2 separate regions of the Mus musculus genome follow, and region 2 is linked to region 1. Evidence: chromatin contacts called from ENCODE POLR2A ChIA-PET data. All regions are on one chromosome and are shown on one strand. The core of a region is the stretch at or near the end of the contact, and the rest is flanking DNA. Distances in the headings are between cores, read along the strand shown.

What was found. ChIA-PET counts read pairs that join two places held with the same protein, here RNA polymerase II (POLR2A).
Region 2: POLR2A ChIA-PET joins it to region 1 with 12 read pairs in Patski. The contact joins the promoter of Sh3tc1 here to the promoter of Trmt44 in region 1. POLR2A ChIA-PET finds 5 or more read pairs at or near these places in 3 of 5 experiments (Patski and embryonic stem cell).

What each region holds. Positions count from the first base shown.
Region 1 is chr5:35,572,301-35,577,402 of GRCm38, forward strand. Trmt44 (tRNA methyltransferase 44) reads right to left here and starts at 2,770. Exons shown (of 11, transcript NM_030208.3): 1 at 2,259-2,770; 2 at 1,780-1,894; 3 at 403-622. The coding sequence starts at 2,745.
Region 2 is chr5:35,726,864-35,731,965 of GRCm38, forward strand. It overlaps Sh3tc1 (SH3 domain and tetratricopeptide repeats 1), which reads right to left and starts at 2,413. Exons shown (of 18, transcript NM_194344.2): 1 at 2,084-2,413.

The sequences.
Region 1 (5,102 bases), core at 1,520-4,019:
ATAATTTCTTTTAAACTGGCCAGATCCACAGGGTGGCACATTCCTAGCACTTGGAGGACAAGGCAGAAGGACCGTAAGTTTCAGGCTAACATGGGCTACATAGAGACCTTCTCTCAAAAAAACAAAATGAAATTTAAACACAATGTAAACCTTATAATATGGTAACTAACACATGTTTATTGATTTTTTTTTTTTAGATTAAAATTCCCCTTTTGAGTTCTTGAAAAATGTGAAAAAGTTTACTTCTGGTTTTAAAATTGTACTCAAACATGTGCTTGGTTTACACTATCTGTACCCAAAGTTGGATTTCATTGTGGTACCCACAGGCAACAGGGTCTCCCTGGTAGGCATTGGTTAATCACTTGTTAAATGAGGGGACCACGGACACGCCGCTAGCATTACCTTTACCATGTCTCTGTATTTCTCTTTGAGCTCCTGGTACATCCTGCTATAGCGCAGGATAGACACCAGGGAAAGTGTGCTTTTAAACTCGCTCTTCCTGTTCTCCACCGCCCACCTGGCCAGCTTGGACAGCAGTTCTTCTCCGAGCCAGGCAGGCTTAGGATAGACAACACCATCTGAATGCCATCTCTCTGGACAGAAAATTAAAACAGATATGAACCTTCAAAAATAAGAGAAATACCAATGAGAATGCTAGCTTCAATCCTTAGTCCTAAGTGACATGTTCATTTTCCCAGAAGGGAGGAGCAACTACAGCATTCTTTCAATGTGTGTATGTGTATGTGTGTGTGTGTGTGTGTGCATGTGCATGTGTGTGTGTGTGTGCGTGTTGTTGTTGCAGGTATCAAACCCAAGACCTCGCTAAGGCACAAAATGGGCAGGTGTTCTACCACTGAATGACAAACCTGTACTTTATAAGAGGGACTCTAAACTATGACAGGATATTCCACCCCCTACTCTGGACCAAGATACACAAATAGCAGTATGATAATCGGATAGAGCTCATGTGAATTTGGTCTAGATAAAAAGTCCCCTAAAGGCTCCTATGTTGAAGGCTCAGTCCCCAATTCAGCTGAGTTTAAAAGTGGAACCTTGGGGAGGTGACTGGACCATGACAGGACCAACCTCATCAACAGGCTAACTCGTAGATACACTCAGCTTAAGGGACATTGGCGGTGGTGGGGACTTAGAGGGTGAGTGAGGTTTTGTTGGAGTAAGCAGGGAGTTGTGTTGGCGGTGGGCTTTTAAGGGCAGATTTTGTCCATGGTCCCTTATGCTCCTAGTTCCTCACTACAGGCCCCAAAACCAAAGAGGGAATGATCACAAACTAAAATATGATACCCGTTTAAAATTATACACATACATCTATATCTGTGTGTGTGTGTGTGTGTGTGTGTGTGTGTTTAAAAGACAGAGGACAGCTCACAGAACATGTGGGCTCTAGGGATCAAACTCAGCTTGTAAGATTTGAAACGAGCACCTTTATGCACAGTCATCTCACTGGCCCTCAAGCATCCTTAAGTTGACTCCCTTGGGTATTATGCAACAGAAAGCTGACTAACAGAGTACCCCAGCTAGTTGCTGTACACCCCTACCGGCATATGGAATATAGAGATCAAGGACTCTGGCTACATTGTGATCCCCAATCCAGTACCAGCGCCAGGAACCAGCAGAGTGGTGACTATAGTATACATCTGAGATCAGCCAACCAACACAAGACCTTGGCTCTTCTGTACCCCAGAATCTTCCAGTTGACTGCTGATAGGACATCCGGGATGGGCATCACATAGTGGTGCAACAGCAGCGTCCAGCTCTTACCATTCTCCTTCGTTGTGATGGAGATGGAGTTGATACACGTTGCTCGTTTTAACCTCCAAATTCCCCTCATTATCTTCTTCCAAGGGCAAAAAGGTGACACTCCCACTGGAGACATCTGAGGGGGAAAGACAAGGCTATCAGGTCATAACTGCTCTAAACGGATCCCTTGGAAGTAGAACTGAGCAGCGATGGACAGGAGAGTAATGCTTTCCAGTCCTTAGTGGCTGTCCAGCACTGGGGAGAGGGCTCTACACTTTGGACACACCATTATAGCTAGCACTTAGACAATACAAGGCCAGAGCTGGGTGGTGGGTGGTGTGGCGCTCCTTTAATCCCAGTACTTGGAAGGCTGAGGCGGGTGTATCTCTGTGAGTTCGAGGCCAGCCTGTTCTACATAGCGAATTCCAGGCCATATAAGGCCCTGTCTCAAAAAGCGAACGCTTTTCAGTCTGTTTGCGCTCTTCCCACTACTCTCCTACCTTGCACTACCAGTTCTTTCTTCGGCTCTGTGAGTGGGGAGTGCGGGCTCGCTTTCGGGATGACAGTCCTGAGAATCAGGTCGAGCTCCTGCGCGGCTTCAGGCTGAGGACCCAACGAGGGGCCACAGAGGAAGGCCAGCATTTCCGGATTGGCGTGGACGAGGCTTTGGGAGACTCGGTCCCATAGCGAGTTCAGGTCAGCCGCGGGAGCGGTGCCTTCGCGGCTCGCCCTAGGTCCCGACTCTGGCTCTCCTTTAGGAGAAGCCTGTCCGGGTTCCCTCTCCAGCCCGTGTCCCTGTCCCTGCCGCGGTCCACACTCCGCCTGGGCGTGGGACCGCAAAGTTCTCCCGCGGGCTTCCATGCGGGCGCCGCACAGCCTCTTGTTGGCCACCTGTGGCCTCTCCAGCCACACGGTCACGGCGGCCCAGAAGCCTGCAGGTAGCAGGGCATCAGGATCGCTTAGCCGCACTCTACCCAGCTCCTCCATGGCTGCGCGCTCGGCGCGTTGGGATGACGCGACCCGGAAGCGCATTGACTCACGGGAGTTAGAGCCTGGACCCGGAAGGCCATCCCTTTGTCCTTTTTGCTGGGCGGTAGCTTCGGAGCCGCTGGCGGAGCCTGGGACGCGGGAGGAGCAGAGTGTGGGCCGCAGTGGATACAGCCTCCTGGGGTCCTCAACGACTGAATGTACAACCCCTTCTCTGCTTGCTTTCTTGCTTGGAAATAAGAGCTCCCAAGCGGTACATCCGATTCGTGCCCCCTAAATGAAATTTTGCCCCCAGAGGTTCCACCTCTCACGACAAAGCTAATAATACTGAGAGGAGAGGAAGTTACTTGAGCAAACAAGACGTAACTGATACACTCAGCAGAAAGCCACACTTATATGAAGGATTCTACAAAGCTGGTTGGCTAACTACAACTTCATGATTGTAAAGAATTGGAATGCGGACCCAAAGCTAGCATTACCTTGGGCGATTATTTAGCTCCTTTATAGCCATGCATTGCCCACCTGTGTCTGACTCCAAATTCTTTGACTGGAATACATTAACTTGCCAGAAAGTAACCTCCTACCAACCCAAAAGATAAAGCTGGCATCAGAAAACATAAGAAACCTATAACACAGACGTTCTGAAAGTATAACAAAGTAAAAACAGAATTCTAGGCCTTTAGGCCCAGGCTTGGGAATGTGGCCTTTGTAAAGGTATGCTAATCATAAAACAGATAGCGACATTCCTCTACCCACCCGCTTCCTGGGTTCAAAGAGTGCTCATTCAAAGAAAGTCACCCTGACCATTGCCATATACAAATGTGCTTTTGTTAGGGGCTCTTAGAAACTGTTTTGAAAAATAACCCTCACAATTACCAGGTATTCCTCGTGACTCTTGTAACTTTGCACTTCCTTGTGACTCTTAACTGGTATTTTTGTTATTTTCCAACAATGCCCTTCCCACCTCCTTGAGTTGTGGTTTCTTCCTTTAAATACCCCCTTACTCAGCTACTCGGGGCGCCACGGTCCTCTACCCCTTCGTGGTGTATGACCGTGGGCCCGAGAGCGCTCTTGAATAAAAATCCTCTTGCATTTTGCAACAGGCCCGTTTCTTGTGGGTGATTTTGGGGTGTCGCCTCTCCTGAGTCAGAACGTGGGGGAGTCCTCACGTTGTGGGTCTTTCATTTCTTACTTTGTTACCTGAGGTCCGAAACAAAGTATTTGTTAAATCCTTTGGAATGTACAAACTATTAGCTTCCACCAACATGAAGGCTAAAAATGTCTCCAGCAATTTCCCCTCATTGTTCTAACCCACCTACCTGTTGGTACCCATCCTTGTATTTTAAAAATACTTACTTTATGGATTTTGTTACTATTAAAAAAACTGTCACCACGTATGAACATAGTTTTTAAACCATAGTCACTCATATTTGTCTCCAGACTAAGCTATCCCTCACTCCCTTTAAGGTCAAAGCTGTGTTTTTATATCAGCACAACAACCACATGCCTCTGCTCTAATGGTCCAAAGAGCCAAACACGCATCTTTGACCTCATCTCCCAACCTCTTGGCAACACCCATGTAGGCCAAAGTTTCACTTTGTTGCTGCTCCTGGGTTTCATTATGTCCCTTAGGGAACCAGGGGCACTTTACAGCAGCTAAACAACAACTATGGCTGCTTTGCTCAAGTAACGGGGACTGCACGGGTGGCCGAGGGAAGTTTGGAAGTAATAGAGGGGGTGGTGGGAGCTGGCGGTGAGTGGTAACAGAGAGTGACGGCAGCAGCTGCAACACCAGTGAGGACAGCAAAATGGAGCAGTAGCAAACAATAGCCGCGGCTGTGGTCATAGCAAGAGAGGCAGCCAGAGCAGAAATCATACAGTGGGGCTAAAGAGTGAGAGTAAGGAATTAAGGCTGACGGAGAGAAGGCTGTAAAGAGCTTGAAGAGTTCCACAGAGCTGTCAGGACTTGGGAGTCAAGGGGCTCAGACACACCACATGCAGGAACTGTTAACACTGGTGCAGTGTGAGGCTGTGGGGTTCTGACACTCTAACCCTATAGAAGAGCTGTAACACTTGTCACTGTAGGACTAAGGGTCCCATAACCTTAAGCTTACACAGATAATGACACTAGAGGGTGCAAATGGCTGCTGTTAATGCTGTGTGCTGCCATGAACTCAAGGGTAGCCTAAGCTAAGGGATACAAAAGCCACCACAAAGCAGACAGTTCTTGAAGAGCTTCCTCTTGCCTCTAACCAGTTAGAGCAAAGGACTTCTGCCTGCTGAATGGCAATGCTAATCTATTGGAAGGTGTTAGTGGTGCTACAGCAGGTAGAGATCAATGTTAGCTGTACATGTTT
Region 2 (5,102 bases), core at 1,163-3,662, 150 kb after region 1:
TCCTCACTCTTCTCTCTCTCTGCCACTTACAACTTCCAGGTCTCCCTACCAGCAGGCTGGCCAGTGTCTCTACAGAAGCTAAGCTAACCATCTCTGGGTTAGGGTGGGGGGCATTTAGGTCACAAAGACCTGGGGCTGGACTTAACCTGTTTCTGGAGAAATGGAAGTTCCCCGCTAAGGGAACTTACCACCTGCTCATTGAGAGCCCAAATGCTGCCACAGGGAGGAAGTAGGCACTGCCTTACTTGCATAGAGCCCCCTCCTCCTTGCACGGTCCTCCCTCCACGAGCTTGCTTGGCCGCTGGCTCCAGCAGCAGCCCAGCCCCAGGCAGTGTCCAGAAGCCTCAAAGGTACATTTGCTGAGTTCAAGCACCCCAAAGCGGCTGCCTGCAGAGTTTCTTTTCAGCCTTTGTCTTCTGCCCAGGTGGCAGAAGCATCAGGTGTCCCCATGTAAGCCACCCCAGGCTCTGACCTCCAACGCACATCTAGTTTACTGCTGGAACATGGAGACCCAGGGCCAATCTCAGTGGAGGGTGAAATGTTCTATGCCTCAGTTTACCCACCCATAAAATGAGAACAAAAACACCTCCTCGTAGGATGTTGGGAAGATCGAGCAGCTAGACAACATGCTGCTGGCTTACAGTATGGTAGGCTGGAAGGAGGAGCCTTTGTGGTTAGCCCTGCCTGTGTTCCAAAAGGTCTGGCCAGGGACCCACCAAGGTGCATCCCCAGCCTCTGCTTTTGCAGGGCTATTGAGACTTTGCCTGGAGGTGGCAGTATTCTCCAGTCACACTGACCAGGAACTTGAGAGTGGGGACTTGATTGGGAACAGGTGGTTTCAGATGAAGTTGACCTCCGTAGGGCGCGGTCCTGTTGGATGTTGGATTAGAGTGGTCCCAATTAGACTAGGTGGTTGTGCCAGATTAAAGTGATGTCTCTGCCTGGTGCCTGGGGTTTCTCCAGAGAACAAGACACACAGAAGAAGAGGACATATGACACAGAAGCAGGGGCCATTCAGGGACAAGCAGGGGCTGGAAGAAGTGGAAGAGACCCTGCCTTGGCAACTCTGGAGGCAGCACCCTTGTCTCTGACTTCTGGCTTTCAAACCCTAAGAGAACAAGTGTGTCGTAGTTTGTTATGGCAGCCATGAAACACAGTGATACCCTGAAGGCTTCTCTCAGGGAAAATGGGCTTCACGTGATTCTATGGACTAAAGAGACAGGCACTGTGCCTGACGCAAGAAGTTTCATGAAATCAACAACGTGTCATATAAAGGCGGCAGCACTGTACAGCATCTTCCTCAGTCTTGACCTTTAACCTCATCCCAGAGGGTGAGCCCTATCCCACCCCTATCACGGGTGTACAACCCAAGGTTTGGGCCAGCCAGGGTCATAGCAGCAGGGACTGTAAGTCAGGTGGTGGGAGTCTCATCCCTCAACCTGAACACAATTAACTTGGATTCTTGCCCCACCTGCAAGTGGCTATTCTTCATCCTAGGGTGAGGAAGGCAGAGAGGACAAGGAGCGAAAGGAGGCTCTGGAACCCTGGAACCCTGACGCAGCCTGCGCCTGTTGAGGTCTCCAGAGACAGTGGTCAGTGACTCTAGTCAAGCCATGCATTTCATTGGCTAGCATAAAGAAACCCAGAGTGACCTCAGAAAGGCCAGGTCACAGCCACGGGGGCGCCATGAAGCACCCATGCTAGTACAGGCGTGCTTGTCACAGCCTGGAATGAACCAAGGCTAGATAGAGTTCATCATTTGGGGCCCAGTGGCTTTTGAATTCTATGTTGCCACTCAATTCCCATGATCTGGTTGAGACCTCAAGGACACATTTGCAAAGAGTCAGTGTGAAGGCCAGGTCCGAAGTCACAATTAGCAGTCGGTCTCATCTGAGCAATCTCGGCCAGTTTAGCAGAGCCCCGGGGTGCTGAGTGCCAGTCTCCAACAGCTCACCCCAACCCGAAGCAAGCCAGAAGAAAGAGGAAGGTGGAATACTATTCTTAGATACAGTTGTGGCAAAGCCAGGCTCTCCCGATTACAGCACACTCACACAGCCCATACCCTCTGTTCATACTCCCTTACCTGTGATCAGTTCTTCAGACAGCTTCCTCCCAGGCTCAGGAATGCAGGTGCCAGGTGGCCACTACTGGCTCGGCTCCTTGCTGACTGGCCTACGGGCTGTCTCCAGCTGGCCTGGACAGGCAGAGTCCGCCCACAGCCGGCTGACTGCTCAGTACTGCCACCGCCCCCTGCTTCCTGCCCCACTTCCTCCCTGAGCCTAGGGGCCTGGAGACCCAAGGCAGGCTGAGGTGCTGCGGCAAGGACTCCAGTGGCCAGTTGATCATTAGCTCCTTGTGGACCAGAGCCAGGCCCTGTCCCTGCCTGCCCACTGCCAGCCCCGTGCTCTGTGGTAAAGGCCGGGGACACCCTTGGTGCTGAGATTGGGGAAGTCCACGGGAGGCCGGCTCTCTTGCCCTGCTAAACCCAGCCCAGCTCTCTGTTCCCTTTTCCCTTCTGCACACGTGCATACACATGCAATGCAGACATGTGGGTGGCCTTAGAGACATATACACAGACCTAGCACATATGTCTGCATGTGCACACACAAAATACACACGTTTTGCTTCTCACTCTGCCGCTGGCCTTATCTGAGCCCACTGACACCAACAGGGAGCATTCTGGGAGAAGAAAGGGTCCAGTCTCCTTCTCTGCTCACAAGTACCACAACCTTGAGCCAAGCCTGGGAGGGTTGGAGGGGACACACACTTTACCTTTCCACAGGCTGTAGCCTGACCTGAGAATGTCCCTGTGGCCCAGATTCAGGCCCGTCTCCTGTTCTTAGGCCCTTGCTGTGTCCACCGTGAAAGATGGAGCAGTTCTGCTTCCCACACTCACTAGGTGCTGTGGATACCTCCCGCCTGTCTCCATCTGTGAGGAGTTCTGGAGGTATAGGTGCATTGTGATCTCTCTCTCTCTCTTTCTCCCTCTCTCTCTCCCTCTCTCCCTCTCTCTCTCCTTCTCCCCAGAGAATGCAGGCCCCCCCAGATGCTAACCTTCCACCAGCCTTATTTTTCTGGAAGCTGTGTCAATAGAGGCCCCTGCAAGCCCACACCCATACATGGGTCTGGAGGCATTTCCTCTCCCGGCTATTGTCCCCACTGTGCGCCCAGAGCAGTATCCTGTTTGTCTCAGAAGCTGCTCTCTTGGCTCATGGCCAGGGGGATTTTCTGAGAGCCTCCCCCAATATATGCAGGGCACTCACTCCAGGGCCAACCAGCAGGGGCAAGTACATTTCTGGTCCAGGGCTCTTCAATAGGATCTTCCTAAAGACTGTAAAAAGCAGAGGCCACATGGTTCTGACTTTCCGAGGGCCACCCAAACCCCAGTCGGACTCAATTGAAATCCCTCTGGCAAGACCTGTCACTGTCCTGAGCCTCAGTTTCCCCTCTGCAAAAGACAGAGTTAGGAGGTATTCAGCTCTCATCGTTTTGACCTCTGACATGGCTGTAGTATGTTCAAATTGTCATTGCCACGATGTTAACTCTTTGGTTAGATCATGCCATAGGGCTTCGTGATAACCCAATGAAACTATCATCCAGGTGTCCCCAAAAGGCTTGATATCAAACAGACTTAGAGAGGCGTATTCCTGGGGCCCCACAACTCAGGCTGGCTCTGATACCAGGGTCCTCACTCCTTTATCCCCTCATTCTTTGCTGTCTGTATCTAGACAGAAACAAGTGGTCAGTGGTCAGTTGCTCCTCACCCTGCCCTACCTCTCCTTCCTCACGGGCTCCAGGAAAGGAAGCTGCATGGGGGCCTCTCTGACAAAGGCCAGCCTTCTGAGGCAGGTGCTCCCAGCCTGCCATTCAGGGTGCTCACAATCCAGGCCAATGAGGCCAGAGGTTCACACTGAATGAAGTCATGAGCCCAACTACTATTATGGACTATCCTTGTGGTTATAAAATGCAAGGGCAGGATGCATCTAAGACACAGGGTAGAGCCATCCCTGGGAGGCTAAGATGCTATTACACCACAACAGGAACAAAGAAAGGTTCCTGGCCTGGCTCCCTCAGTAGACTGTAGGCTTTGGGCTGGTACTCAGCATCCTTGTTATCCCCAGATATACTCTGAAACTGATTCCATCCCTCTGGATAGCATCCCCTGTGTGGCACACTCAAAAGACTCCTTGGGGACAAGTGTGACATTGGAGCATCCGCTCCAGGTCCTACCTATGGGAGAGCCCATATCCTGTCCACCAAGATCCAGCCATGGCTTGAAGCCCCAGGGTTGTGATAGCCCCCTGTACCGACTGGCACCAGGATGCGGTGACTGACCTGGGCAGTGATGGAAGGCCTCAGAGGGAAGGCCAGGAGGACAATAGAGATAGGATTTCCTCAGAGGGGAAATTCCTAGGCCAACTTTTGGAGAGAAACCAGACAACAATGGATTGTGAAGAATCTCCAAGGGGACAGATGAACTCAGAAGAAAAACAAAACAAAACAAAACAAAAAAAAAAGCACTTAAGCCAAGCGTGGTGGCTCATGCTTTTAATTCCAGTACTCAGGAGGAAGAGGCAGGTAGATCTCTGTGGGTTCAAAGCCAGCCTGGTCTACAAAGTGAGTCCAAGGCAGCCAGGGCTGGTTACACTGAGAAGCTCTGTCTCCAAAAACAAAACAAAACAAAACAAAACAAAACAAAACAAAACAAAACAAAACAAAACCAGAAAAAAAATCACACTTAACTCCAGCTGTATCCCAAAGGGCTGAGCCTCTTGCAGCTACCCACTCCCTAACATAGGCAGCTAGGCAAGGCTAAGCACCCTGCCCTGCAATTAATCTGCAACAGCCTATAAATGTTGAGCTCAGGAGAGCAGAGGCCTCCAGCAGAACCTTAAGATCATTCTAGAACATGAGGACAAGTATACTTTAAGGCTCAGAGAAGAAATGCATTTAGCTTTGCTGACCACCCAGGTCCAACGTGACTCTGCCATCACAACTGGGCACCAGAGAAATAGCCAAGGTAGGCATGGGCACCATCCACCACCACTTTACACAGCAGGAGACCAGGTCTGGTGAGTGTCGTCTGTCGACTGCTCTATTGG